2 separate regions of the Mus musculus genome follow, and region 1 is linked to region 2. The links are chromatin contacts, found by Hi-C or POLR2A ChIA-PET in ENCODE. All regions are on one chromosome and are shown on one strand. Each heading gives the region's core, a stretch centred on a gene start or an enhancer-like site at or near the end of the contact. The rest is flanking DNA. Distances are from core to core; before and after follow the strand shown. Region 1 overlaps Ddah1 (dimethylarginine dimethylaminohydrolase 1). Region 2 holds the start of Ddah1 (dimethylarginine dimethylaminohydrolase 1).

Evidence for each region. Hi-C counts contacts between places; a loop is a spot of excess contacts on that map. ChIA-PET counts read pairs that join two places held with the same protein, here RNA polymerase II (POLR2A).
Region 1: a loop to region 2 is called in a map of heart, with 1.9 times the contacts of the local background. The contact joins the enhancer-like site here to the promoter of Ddah1 in region 2. A Hi-C loop is called at or near these places in 1 of 37 maps with a recorded cell type or tissue (heart). POLR2A ChIA-PET finds 5 or more read pairs at or near these places in 2 of 5 experiments (Patski and embryonic stem cell).

Annotation. Positions count from the first base shown.
Region 1 is chr3:145,812,932-145,819,632 of GRCm38, reverse strand. All of the region lies in intron 1 of Ddah1 (dimethylarginine dimethylaminohydrolase 1), which reads right to left. Among named protein-coding and RNA genes, the nearest start is that of Ddah1, 58 kb to the right of the region's middle. Within about 2 kb of position 2,717, at least 1 of the 3 ENCODE cell types and tissues checked has a DNase peak (open chromatin) inside an H3K27ac peak, as active enhancers do; it is heart, where a contact is called at or near this core.
Region 2 is chr3:145,756,918-145,764,198 of GRCm38, reverse strand. It overlaps Ddah1 (dimethylarginine dimethylaminohydrolase 1), which reads right to left and starts at 5,507. Exons shown (of 6, transcript NM_026993.3): 1 at 5,035-5,507. The coding sequence starts at 5,337.

The DNA.
Region 1 (6,701 bases), core at 1,468-3,967, 58 kb before region 2:
TATCTGATACAGCCACTCTGAGGTCAGGCCAGCCAAGCAGGGAGGGGGCCCAGGACAACAGCTGAGCCCACAGTTTTCCTTTTTCTTCTTGTAATGCCAGGATCAAACCCAGCACCCTGCCTGTGTTAGATAGTACTCTACCCCGAGCCGTACTCCCAGCCTGGTCCCAGAGTTGTTAAAACACCAGTAAGCTGTGCCTTGATCATCAACCTTTGAAATACAAAGTAAGTAGAGTAATATACATGTTATTTACATCAAATTACAGAGAGAGTAAATGTCATAAACTGTGAGGATACAGAAATAATATACATATCTGGACAAAATGTATTTTTAAAATTATTTTTTTGAGTTAGCAAGATGGCTCAGTGGGGAAAGGGGGCTTGCTGTCAAAGTTGTTCACCATTCACCCGAGTCCTGGGGATTCCCGTGATGGAAAGAGAAAATCAACTTCTGAAAGCTGACCTTTGACCTCCATAAGTCCCATGGAACACAGTCACAAAATAAATACATGAAGTGTAATAAGATTTTTTTTAAAACCTGATTTTAGCTATGTCCACTGCTTCTCCTGAGAAGTGACCTGGAAGTCGGGGTGACAGTTACCTGTTTCCTCTTCCCTAGAGGAGCCTCAGCCACAGCCTAGATCTGCTATCTGGCATTACTGGGACCCGGGATAAAGATAAGGTTACATTTTACAGAAGAACTTCATCGGAAGAAGCCACAGATGTCTCCTCTTGAAGTACTTGGAAACATCCCACCACAATGACCTTTCTAAGATAAGCTGCTGCTCTCTGAGATACGAGAAAGCAAGGTGTCACCTTTGTTGTCTCTATGATGCTATCTGTGACTTTTAATGTAGAGTGTCTGGACCTAATACAGAGTCTCACTGGCCCAGACATCATGAAAGGGATACAACTCCCTGGATGCTATGCAGCCAAATGGTTGGGTTTGTGTGTTTTGGAATTGAATGACTTGGTTCAAATCCTATACTCTGATTGCCTAGCCGACCATGCAACCTACTTATACTCAAAGCCTCAGTTTCTTCAATGTAGGATTCACATTAAAAACTGAGATGGTAAACACATTGTATGTAAGGTGCTCGGAGGCTGGGGATGTAGCTCAGTGACAGAGCATGATTCCTGCCCAGCCAATGTTCATCAGATGTTCATTACTTACTATTGCGTCTTTAACTAGGAGTCTCAGACAATCCACACAAAACTTCAGAACATCAAATGTGCATTGCCTTCATCTGCTGGCTTACACACTCACTCAGTAGACAGATGTGGGCTGATGGCTGGTGCTGTGTGGGGCTCTGTGTTGGACGCTGCATGAAATCCTCTTCTTGGAACCACCTTTACTGAGACTGTGGCTCAGTGCTCAGACCAATGGCTCCATCTCATTGGCTTCCTTACTGTTTAGTGTGTGCAGGTTTGTCCCTGTGTGTACCAAAGAGAAGATGTATGCTTGTGTGAAGTGAATAGTTGAGGCAAGGCTGAGTGTGTGACACAACCCCACTCAGATGAATTCCCTGAGCTCATACTCTGAAGGAATCAGCCACGCTCCCACAACAGGAATGGAAGTGGGAGGGAATTTCAGGCACTGGGATGGCAATTAGTAAAATATCCCAAACTGCCTTACAATGATGGCATATAATTCAGCAACAGTGAAAAGAACGTGTAGTCAAACTTGACACCTCTAGAAGACCTCTTTTTTTAAAAAATGATCTGATTTATTTTTATTTCATATGCATTAGTGTTTTGCCTGCACATATGTCTGTGTGAGGGTATTGGATACCCTAGAACTGGAGTTATAGACAGCTTCGAAGTACCATGTGGATGCTGGGAATTGAACTAGGTTTCCCCCCAGAAGATCTCTTATGAACATCTTTATTACTTATAGAAGAAGAAACTCAAGTTGATTTTCTATGAATTCTACAGAAAGAAAAGACCATGTCCTCCTGACATATTCTTACCTCATGCCCACAACTGTCCCAAGATGGAGAAACGCCAAGGTCTACTTCCCTAGCACAGCCTCATCTTCAAGCACAGCAAGCTAACTTAACGGCCCAGTGACGCCTTCCTCTGTTGAGCTGCCACAAGGCTTCCCACACAGGGCTCTGGGAACAGTCAGGCAGAGGATGCTCTGATGAGCAGGGACAACAACAGAGTCTGTCTCCTATTTGTGAAGGGAAGCTGCCTGCCAAGCCATCCAGCATGAGTGTGGCTGACCCACGAGGTTGAACATTTCTCTGCACAAAGGACCAGAGAGATGGGGCCCCTGCCTCCCGTTATTATGTGTACTCGGGGTTTTTTGTTTTGTTTTTGTTTTTGGAGGGAGAGGAAAGGAAGACATAAAAGAGTAGAAGATTTGACATATCCTGGCTCTACTGCTTCTCAACTTGCTTCTAATCGATCCTGAGCCGCTTTTGGATTCAAGAGATGTGTTATTTTCTGCTACAGGGAGCACAAAGTCCAGTAGTCTTGTTACAATATGCATTTTTTTTAAATTGGCCTTTGCCTCCAGTTGCTGGCACAGAGCTCCTAAGGACCCTGGGATTTCCTGAGTGATAAGTATGTCTGTTGTTATTCATAACAAGCCTCCTTCCATAGCACTTGAATTTATAACAGGCAGAATGGAGGGGGTGGGGCTAGACAGCTTCCAAATGCAGTTGGTCAGAAGACCAGAGGATTGTAGGCTTGGAATGTGGAGACTCACCCAGTGATCTCCAGGAAAAGGGTGGTGGTAGCTAGAGATTGTGTTCTGTAACAAACATTCAGTGATAAGATTTGGTGAGTTTCAGGGTTAGTGAACAGACGGAGGTACTGGGAGGACAGTGTGTCAGGAAAAACATGGACTTCTGGCTCACTCATATACTGTTCTACACGTCAGTTTTCCCCTAGCTATTCCTATGTTCTATCCTTGCTCATGAATTGATAAGTTTAAGCATAAATCCTGTGATTTAGTCTAACAAATTATCAAATGCCAAGTAGGTGGTCACGGAAACCATGTAAGAAGTGATCAACAAGTGGAGTGGGGGCAGACCCGAGGGACCGCACCCTTCTTCTATGGAATCTGAAGTTCCCTCTAGGCAGTGTCTTGATGTAAACATGAGGATGGAAACTATCAGTATGGAGAGTATCCAGGACTGCCACTGGAGCCTCAGGGCAAAGTCTTGGCTTAGGGAGTCTCAGAGACCGGACTGGTCAAGTAAAGAGATGAGTAATGGCAAAAAATAGGGAAAGGAGATGGGACAATATGCCACACGCTATGGCACATGATATGGCAGACGATATTGCACACAGTTTGGCATATGATGATATGGCACACAGTATGACCCCCACACTATGGCACATGATATGGCAGACGATATGGCACATACTATGGCACATGATATGGCACACAATGATATGGTACATGATATGGCACACAGTATGGCACATGATGATATGGCACACAGTATGGCACACTGGGGCCAGGAAGTGCATAGTGGGGCTTAGTGACTCAAGTGCATCTTCAAGGAACTGCTATGGGATTTGGGCTGGAATACATTTAGAACTGGGGCAGGGGCAAGAACTGTGCATAACCAGACAGTCTTCCTATCCTGGTTCTTCAGGGAGTGGCCCTGCTCCAGGATGTAGCCTTACCACTATGACAATTACCCTCACTTTGAGGAGTGGTCCGTCTGCTACCTGAGGCTTGCAGAGGTCAGGCAGGTAGGGTTGGTTCCTTGTCAGAAAGGTCTGACCCGCCGTTCCTAGAATCCAAGGTGACTGCAGGTTTAGGACAGTAACTGGAGAACTTCAGGTGACATTTAGGGGACTGGAACAGGACACTGTTAATACTGCTGATGAGTTAAAGAAAGAGATACAGAGCAAAGGCAGAGATGTCCAGCTTCTGTCCTCTTTTTACTTACTTTTCTGGTTTAGGGGAAGCATCAGTGCTTTGTAGCTAAGGCAGTTTTGAAGTGCAGATTACAGTATTCACTACGAATATAGAACTTCTAACTAGAAATGGACCCAGAAGACAAACTTACAAGTTGACAAGGAGGAGGGGTCTTCATTTAAAATATCCTAAATCACTGCTGGGTGTGGTGTCGCATGCTTTTAATTCAGCCCTACTGTGGAAGTAGAGACAGGTGAGTTTCTGTGAGTTCAAAGCCAAACTGATCTACATAGTTCTAGGGCATGGACTCAGTCTCAATAAAATAAATAATTCTAAAACCAAAGTTGTTCTATTTGTTAGTTTCATAGATGAAATTATGCTGTTTTAGTACCTGGGCATACCATTCAGAGTTAGGTCACCTTGGCCTAACTCTGGCGGCTGAGTCGCCGAGGTCAATTCCACTGAGACTGTCACTGTGTCAATCTGTTAAATGGAACAGTTGGACATGGTGGCCTCCCTTCATCTTTGTGTATGTGCTGGAATGGAGTCAAAGGATTTCCCCCAATCCTGGACACTGAAAAAACTTGGGCCTTATATTGCTGTATCTCAGCCACTTCACAATAAAGCCTTAGGTTTACTAGAACTGTTTATCAAAATAAAATAAAATAAAATAAAATAAAATAAAATAAAATAAAATAAAATAAAATAAAATAAAACAATCCAAGAAGACTGCTGGGAAAACGTAGTCTACTCTTCCCTAAATTACAAAATGTGCACCTGAATTCAGAGGGCTCACAAGCAGTAACCTTGAATTCAGAGAGTCACTCCAAGCGTGAAAACATACTAGGTGCTGCTGCTTACACCAGCATACGCTGTCCTCGTGGGTCTGCAGGAAGAGAAGCCACACAACTTCGTGTGGAGATCTCTCTTCTCCTCAGTAATGTTCCTGGAGGGTTGGAACAATACCTGACCCTTGATGAGATGGCCTAAGGTTAGGGACCCCCTATAAAACACCTTCCCAGAGAAAGAACCACAGCAAACAGAGACCAGAGGAAAGACATAGAGGATGTGGGGGGCAGGGACGTGGGTTTGTACTGGGAAGAACATGGTGGGTACCAAAGCAGGACAACGGACTTCAAGTCTGTCCGGTGAGGCTTTTACTGAGACAGGCATGAAAACTGGGCTGGGGATATAGGTGGAAGGCTCACCTAGCATGAACGAAGCCCAGGGTTCAAGCCCTAGTACCATGTAAAATGGATATGGTGTATATATCTGAAGTCCCAGCACTCTGGAGGTAGAAGTAAGAGAATCAGAAGATCAAGGACACTTTCAGCTACATAGCAGGTTTGAGGCCAGCCTGATTATGTGAGACTCTGCATCAAACACAATATCACCAACCAAAGAATATCCACGGAGGGAGCCAGGACTTCAGATACATAGGTAGCAGAGGACGGCCTTGTCTGACATCAGTGGAAGGGGAGGGAGGCTTGATGCTCCGGCGTAGGGGGATGCTAGAGGGGTGAGGTGGGAGTGGGTGAGTGGGTGGGGGAGCACCCTCATAGAAGCAAAGGGGAGGGGGAGAGAGAAGATGGGATGGGGGGTAAATGGGAAGGGGATATTATTTGAAATGTAAACAAATAAGATGATAAAACAAAACAAAATAAAACAAAACACCCCACTGCATTTGACTCCAGAAGCAAGAGCCTTAGGCGCTAACACTATACTCCCCTTCCTAGAGCCGACTCGGGAAGAGATAACCTCATTGTGTCAGCGTGCGTTTACTTTGCTGTCAATTAAGGATGTTCTGTGGGGCTCAAAAACTCACAACAGGTATGCCAGATAAGAGAGATAACTAAACCAGGAATTTATCACCCCACCCCGTGCTTAGCTTTTAGCTTCTGATAGCTTTGGGCCAGGAAGGAGCACTCTGTCCTGTCAGTTTATCCTTCAGCTTTGAGGCCAGTTCTAAGCCCCCGTCACTGGCTCATATTTAACATCATACTTACAGGCTCCCAGCTGCTCCTCTAGTTTATTTTGATCTACACAGTGACAGATAGTTCAAGGACTGCATTATGAGAAGTTAAGGCTTTGAAAATATTTAGCTCCTTCCTCAAGAAATTTGCAATCCCCAGCTCTCTGCTTACCCCAGTAGTAACTGATCTGCTTTTATATTTGGGTCTGCACAGGCCCACCAAGACCAGTTCTTTATACCACTGGAAAGGCTGAGTAGAATCTGTGATGCTTCGACAATAGTGTTTAGGATCTGCATGCCATTAGCCGTGTTCCTGGCTCTATCTGATGATAATTATTATTTTATCTCTTTGTCCATCTTTTTGATTGATTGACCCTTACATATCCTTCTAAGCTGCCTTATATCCTTTCTGCATGATGATCACGCATAAATGCACAACATAAAAATGTAACCAGAGACTTGATTTACACCCACATCCGTGATGTGATTTTCAAAGATGAAATAGGTAGACTCTGGGGGTATTTAAACTTTATCTACACAACGAAGCACACTGGGCTAAAAACGCTAACACTTCTAAGTGCAGTTAATGAACACTGTTCCTCATTAGATTTTGGTGCTCCTAGAGACAGCATTTAAGACCGTATGAGGATATACCGTGTTGATATAATCCAACACGAAATTATGTGAGAAGCATTTCCTCCCTCTAGGACCCTAGAGCACCCTAAAGAAGAAAGCCTACAGCAGACTGAGAAACTCAGGGAAAGTTCTACCTTTCATTATTGACATTTTTCCCCCATCTACCTAGATTTATCCATTTCCTGGAAGTATGGAAGCATGACTGAACAAATCA
Region 2 (7,281 bases), core at 4,258-6,757:
TGGCAACAGGGCCATCTTTCAGGGTCCACACACTTGAGTATTTGGCTTTGGTTACCTGCTACTGTTCGGCACAAGCTTGCTGTTCACATTGCCTCTAGAGGCAACGTAAGAAACTCAGGGCGAAAACGTACGGGTCCTGATGCCTATATGTCCTTACATAAGGGACTGTCAACCTAAACACACATTCTTGTAAAATGTCCTATTCATTCCTTGAGAATTTCATACAATGCATTTTTATGATATTTGCCTCCAATTCTTCCACTTATCTCCTGCCGGATCCATCACCGGCTCCCAACCCCCTGGCTTCATGTCTCTTCCACTTGTGATTCAGTAACCATTAACTCCAATGTGTATTGTCCACTCCTAGGTATAGGCCATCCCCTGGACTGGGATCAACCAACCAGGAGCCACACCCTTCAAGGAAATTGCCTCTCTCTCCCCTTGAAGCCATCAACAATGAGTAAGTCACTGTCAGTGAGGGCTACGCTAGGATGTTGGTTACCCTGGTTCTGTCCAGGCAGCCATGGCTGCTGTATGTTCACACATGCAATGGTTCTTGGAAGCACTGCTTTGTTCTGGTTCTTCCCACCCTCTGGCTCCTGTGGTCTTTCTACTTCTCTTCTGTGATGAGGAGGTGTTCTGTACTGTCCCCGCCTATCATTTACATCTCCATTTCCTCATGTGGGTTTATTACCTTAAGCTAAGCCTCTATCCTCTTCCTAAAGAGGTCCATAAAACTGAAAATGATTGAGGAAATGATAATTAAAGCCATCATCAGTCTGCAGGAAGAGACTGCAGGAAGAGTGGGGTGGTTTTCTCCTAGACAGAATTATCCCACTGGCTTGGGAAAGGATAAACTTGCTCTTATTAGGGAGAAAAGGCCAGAGGATACATTTCACAGTTTAGTTTGAACAAGCTGTGTCAGTTAATCATTATTTAGGTGCTAAGACCCTTCTGAGAAGAAAGTAAGAAAACGGTTCAGTAGTTGTTGTAAGAGTAAGGGAAAGGCCATGACACACACACACCCTCTGGTACACCGAGAACTTGTGCAATCATTATCTACACAGAAGATTTAATCATTAAAATGTCCCTCAATCCTCACTCTATCTTCAGTCCTACTCTGGCTTTAGATACTTTGTTTATTGGACTTTGACTTCAAAAGTTGACTTTTCTCTTTAAAGTACACTGGATCCATTTGAAGCACGATTTGCTTCTCCAGGTTGATTTGTTTCCTAAAAATTAAACCTATTAAAAATATCCCCACTTGGGAAGACACAGAGCTGTCAGTGACTGGTTTGCTGACTTTCCATACACACAGTTGTCGTCACTAAATCTGCAGCTCTCTGCGCAAAGCTTCTGAGCTCCATGAGTCACTGGAAACCCAACTGAGGAAAACACTGTTTTCTTAGAGAAGCTATTTAAATTTGGGTCTTCATTCTTTCTTCTAAGGAAAAAAAGTTATTAAATACAGCACAATGCTTTGATTAAGAAATAAATATTTTCTCGAGACTTTTTATTAAAAACAAAGCAATAATAAATGACAGGAAGATTCAGGGAAGAGAGGGCTAAAGTTATAAACCACCTATGCTCACAATGAAATGTTTGCAACTCCACCAACTCTATCTTGAGTAGAACTGGGTGTGATGGATCATGCTTGAAATCCCAGCATTTGAGAAGCAGAGATAGGAAGACTGCCACAGTGTAATACAGACTGGGCTACACAGCCAGCTGCAGGTCAACTGGAGCTACAACCTGAGACCCTATCTCAAAATAAAATCCAAATCCCTCATAAGGGAAGAGAAATAAGGTTGGCTAAATCATGGAAACATTTGTTCGACAAAGTATTTTCTGTGTGTCTCTCCCATATTAGGCTTTGGAAACCAAGTGTGAAACAATGTAGACAAGATTCCAGCTCCTAAGACAGTAGAGGGGAGGGTAAGATAACGATACATCAGAAAGGCCAGGGTGGGGGTGGGGTGGGGTAGGGGAGAGGAGTGGAGAGCACTCATAAGGAAAAATGGTTCAGGTCAGGGAAGGTGATGTCTAATATCACAGACAGCAGGACCAGAGCTTTGGAATCCTGCACACCTGAGTTCTGACTCTGGTTTTATTGGAGCCACCCCTGTAACCCTGGGCAATCTATCCACTTTCTCTGACTTAGTTTCATCAATAACGATACTGTTGAATGAGCATTGATGAAATGCACGACACAGACCTGGCAGTTTGTGGCCAAGTGGCAAGCATCCAATAAATGTTAGCTAAAATGGTATTAATGGTGACAGCAGGCCAAGGACAGCTAGGCAGAGGGAAGAGGAGGAGGGGAGAGGAGGAGGAGGAAGAGAGAGGAAGGAAGGAGAGGAGGAGGGAAGAGAGAGGAGGAGGGAGAGGTGGAGGGGAGAGGGAGGAGGAGAGGGAAGAAAAGGAATAGGAGTTGTTCCTGATAAATGTGTTTCCAATAAATGAAAACCAGAGAGGAGGCTCTGGGAATGAAAGAACAGAATCTGAGCCAAGTGTTGGGGGGTGCTTTGAGGAAAAGATGTAGAAGTGAAGCTAAAGCTGGAAAGGCAAGCAGAGCCCAGGTCAGCAGTGGCCAGCTCAGCAGTGGCCCTCCAGGAACTTTGTTCAGGGGAGAATCAAATTTGAGTTGACCTTGGCCTTGGTGTGGAAATGTAAGAGAGAATAAAGCGGCCAGGGACAGGAATACCAATGATGGGATTTTTAAAACAACTGCTGTAGGTTTTCACACACCACACACACACACACACACACACACACACACACACACACACACACACCAACCACTGCATCTAGATCCAAAAAGGACCCTGGAGTTACCACTTGCTTGTCTGTTTACCATTTTGTTGACTTACTGATGGATTCACTCATTTGTTCAATAAGCATCTATACTGAAGCTCATAAGTTCTTCATCCATCTATCCATTCATCCACCCAATGAGCATCAATAACTGAGATTACTATCAGCTTGTCTGTTCAGTATTTCATTCATTATCAACACTTGATTCAATTCAGTAAGCATCAACACTTGATTCATTAAGTATCAACACTTGAAGTTCAATACTTTTCGTTCATCTCAAACATCCATGTATCCATTTATCCATTCATCAGGCATCAATTCCTGTGAAGGTGGCACACCGCGCTGTGAGAGATATTAGCGAGCATCACCCTGCATACCCCTGTTTGCCAGGAGCACCCTACCCAACCATGACTGTCATCTCCTCTCCAGCTAGGAGGTGCCTTACCTTACCCTATCAACACAGACCCATATGTGCAGGAGTAAAAGTGCTTTATAGAGAGATCATGACAGTGCCACTGAGCAGATCAAGATGTAGCCCAAAGCATGGAGGTGGCTTGCCTTCCCTCCCCCTGGGAAACAGAAGCTACAGCTCAGAGGTAGAATGCTTACCTACTGTTGGCAAGGTCCTGAGTTCAATGCCCTACACAGAGAAGGAAAACACAACAAGAGTTCTGCGTGACCTTTGGCAAGTACGGGTCCACTGAGCTGACTACAGAGTGGAGTCAAATTCTGACATTTAAAATATCAAAATATCACCAGGAGAAAGATCACTGCTAGCTCTTATATTGGAAAATCCGAACTTGGAAAGTTAATTGCACAAATAATATGTTATTTGTGTTCCATAGAGATGAACCTTCCTGAAGTAAGATGGACTAAATAAGGGCGATTAGGGTCAAGAGAAGAAAGGAAGTCTTGTTAGACGAGTACCATTTTGAGAGTTTTGACGTCTATTTTATCTATTTAGCATCCCAACCTATCCACCATTGCTACATTCATATTAGGTTAAAATAGAGTGGAAGCCATTTGTATAGGTCAAATTGGAAAGGGAAAGTGGACAGGCTAAGAGAATGATACCTGCTACTTTTGAAGTGTAGAGAGAAGAGCTACCTAAATGGCAAATAGGTAGACTTTGATTATACTCAATCTCTAGGATTTCACCAGGCAAGCAGATCAAGGGTGGAATAGGCATATTTAAATCATAAGCCCAAAGAACTACTTGCAATGCGACAGAAAAGTGAAAAAAAACAAACAAAACAAACAAAAACAAGGAAGAAAACCCCTCAGATAGGAAAAAAACCACCTGCATCGTGTCACACTGCTGGATGCCAAGAGTGTGGGAGAATCTTAAGGCTGGGCTCTTCTCTGGCAGTCAGAAAAATCCCAGGCCAGATGGCATTTTAAAATCTAAACTCGTGTGTCTGTGCCTCTCTCCCACTAACCTACATTATTTTTAAAGCAGTTACAGCCATTTCTACAAGATACGATAATGTGTTGGCCCCTTGAAGAAAACAAAAAGCAGTCTTAATTGCAGAGAGAGAGGGGAGAGAGAGATTAAAATGACAGAACTTATTAAAAAAACAAAAACAAAAACCAAAAAACCTCCCATTGCTAATGAAACGGAGCACCCCGCAGCAAGCACAGCTTTTCAAACCCGGCCCATTCACAAACACATTTAAACACAGCTCACTAACAAAACGCTGAACACATTCGCTTGCCAGTTCTTCAAGACTCACTCGCCACCACTGAAAAGTAACTTGAATTCCTTGGGTCTCTGGGCATAGTCTCTGCCTGGTGTCACCTGGTCCGCCCTGCCAGGAGCTCCCCCAAAGGAATCCCTGCAGGACTTGGGGACCCCCCCCCCCCAAGCCTCCACCTGCCCTCCGGGAGGACCCTTCTCTGTCCTCACTGGCAAGGAAACAAGAGTAGCATTGTCCTCAGCGCTGTGTAATTTGCAAGATAGAACCTCTGGCGCTCTGGGTCTCCAGCCCAGCCACCTGCCCAAGTCCTCGTCACTACACTCCAACTGAGATCGACTCAAAGGCTCCCCGACTGCGAGGAGGTGTGAACAATGAAGTTATCTGGCTCGGATTTCCCACACCCAGCCACGCCGCCCGGAGTCCGGCGGTGGGAAGTTGGGAACTGAGCCCGCGGGGTCAGTTCCACGAGCGTCCCCCCTCGGCCGCGCCCCTCGCGTCGTCTGCCCGGGGGCTGGCCCGTTACCTCCTTCCTGCGGCTGGGCGCCCCGGGGCGGGTGATGAGGGCCGTCTCCTCGCACACGACGGCCACGTCCTCCACGAACACGCAGTCGGGCAGGCTCTCGTCGGCGGGCAGCTGCACCACCTGCAGCCCCAGCTTGCTGCCCAGCACGCCCACGTAGAGCTCGTGCTGGCGCTCGGCGCGAGCGAAATCCACCTCCTCGCCCTGCGAGCGCCTCAGCGCGTGGCGGCACAGGGACTCGGGCGGAGCCCGCACCACGGCGTGGGTGGCCCGGCCGAAGGCGGAGGGGTGGCCGAGGCCGGCCATGGTTCGCGCGGAGAGGAGGCGACGGTGGCTGGGTTTGAGTCGGTGGCTCGGTCCTCCCGAGAGCAGCGCGCGCCCAGCCTGCGAGCCTGCGAGCCTGCGAGCGCCCGGCGGCTCCTCTTGGCAGCCGATGAATGTGCTGCTGCGGGAGCCCGGCTCGCGCCCGGAGCCCTGCCCGCGCCACTGAGCATGCCCAGAGCTCCGGGCGCCGGCCCAGCGCCCGCGGGCCTATTCCTATGCTCTCCGCATCTGCCGCAGACCGGCCTGGGTCAATCGGGATGCGGAGGCCAGGGACTTAATCAGCAATGACTCCCTCCGTGGTGTGTGTATCCCACCGCAGGTGCACGCCTCACATGGTCCCCATGAGGACCTGGAAATTAGGCAGTGCTGAACTGGACCTGCTGGAGAAGACTTCACGGTCAGGGGACCAGGTGAAGGGCGATTGTTTATGGATAAACTTTCCCTTTCTCTTCTTCTCTTTTTATCCAGCACGTGGAACCTCGGTTCTCAGCGTGGCAGCCTGTCTTCACCCAAATTACCTCGACTTTCTCCAAATTGACCAACTGCCCCACGTGAAACTCAGTATAGTATAAAGAATGCATTTCTTCCCACCCAGGAGAAAGTAACCCAAAAGACAGACACACAGTTACAATAAGTATCTAGGAACAGTGATACTTCAAGCCCACAAGGCAATTTAAAGTGGGAAGAATGCCTCTTCTTGTTTTCTCCGTTTTTCTTTAACTGCACTAGGCTTGTCATTCAATAAAGGAGTGTTTATCTAGAAACCAGCACACATACCTACCCTATCTCATCCCCATTCGAGGCTGAAGGCACAGAGATAGGGTGAGGGATGGTACTGTGGGCTTTAACAATGTCCTATTCCAGGCTTCCCAAGATACACTTCAAAGTCACTGTTTTAATAAACCTGTGGTCACAACAGACCTTGGGCGACATTTCACCCCTGATGAGCTTACAGCATCCATTCCGAGAAGGATCAACCACCTCATCCAGTCCCCACAACTACCTTAAACAACGAAGACTGCAAGAACCCAGCTGTATCTCACCAGGGCAGTGGGATTGGCAAAACCCTCGCCCCCCCACCCCCCACTTCCTCTCGCTAACATTCTCATCAGGACTCCAAAGATGGACTTGGGAGTCTCCGAACCCCGTAATGAAGCCACGTGGATGAAGTCTTTATCTGCTCTTCACCAACACGCTTCTTTTGAGGACTGGTGCTAGAGCTTAGTCCCCGGGGACGCCCAGAGCTTTTGCCCTAAAGCTCAGGTAACAAAGATTGACCCTAGAATACTTTTCTCAGTGCAATCAGTTCTGAAGAAAATGTGATTCCAATGTGTTTATTTCCAGAGCCTGCTAGAAGCAAGGAGCTAGCATTTTGTTCCCACAATAGAACTCTGCCCCCCCCACCCCCCACCCCCGCGGTCACAATTCAGTTCCTTGACCTTCGGAAGGAGATTCCAGCTTCCTTACAGCCTCGCCCTTCCTGTGGGAACACACCTTTCGGAATTCCTGTCACTTCTCGACCTTCCCTCTTTGCCGCTCAAGAATCCGTCCTTTCTTTGATGGTGATACAAAGCCTGTTCTTTTTCCTCTTTCACATATCAAAGTTTAAATAATCCAGGGGGTGTGCTCTTCTCAAGGAGACCACCTCCAAAATTCTGAAATAGTCTAAGGCGATAGTCTCCTCCCCCACGGGGTGCAGCACACTACTAACGTACAGGTCATTTCCATAATCAAGTATTATAATTGAACGAGGTGTGGTGGCTTGCACCTAAAACTCAAGTCCGATTGAGGCAGAGGGAGGCTTGAGGCTAGCATGGTCTACACAATGAGTTCTAGTTCAGTAGAGGATACATAAGAAGCTCTTGTCTTGGGTAAGCCACATATATTTATAAGCATACGTATGTATTTATACAGACACATATGATT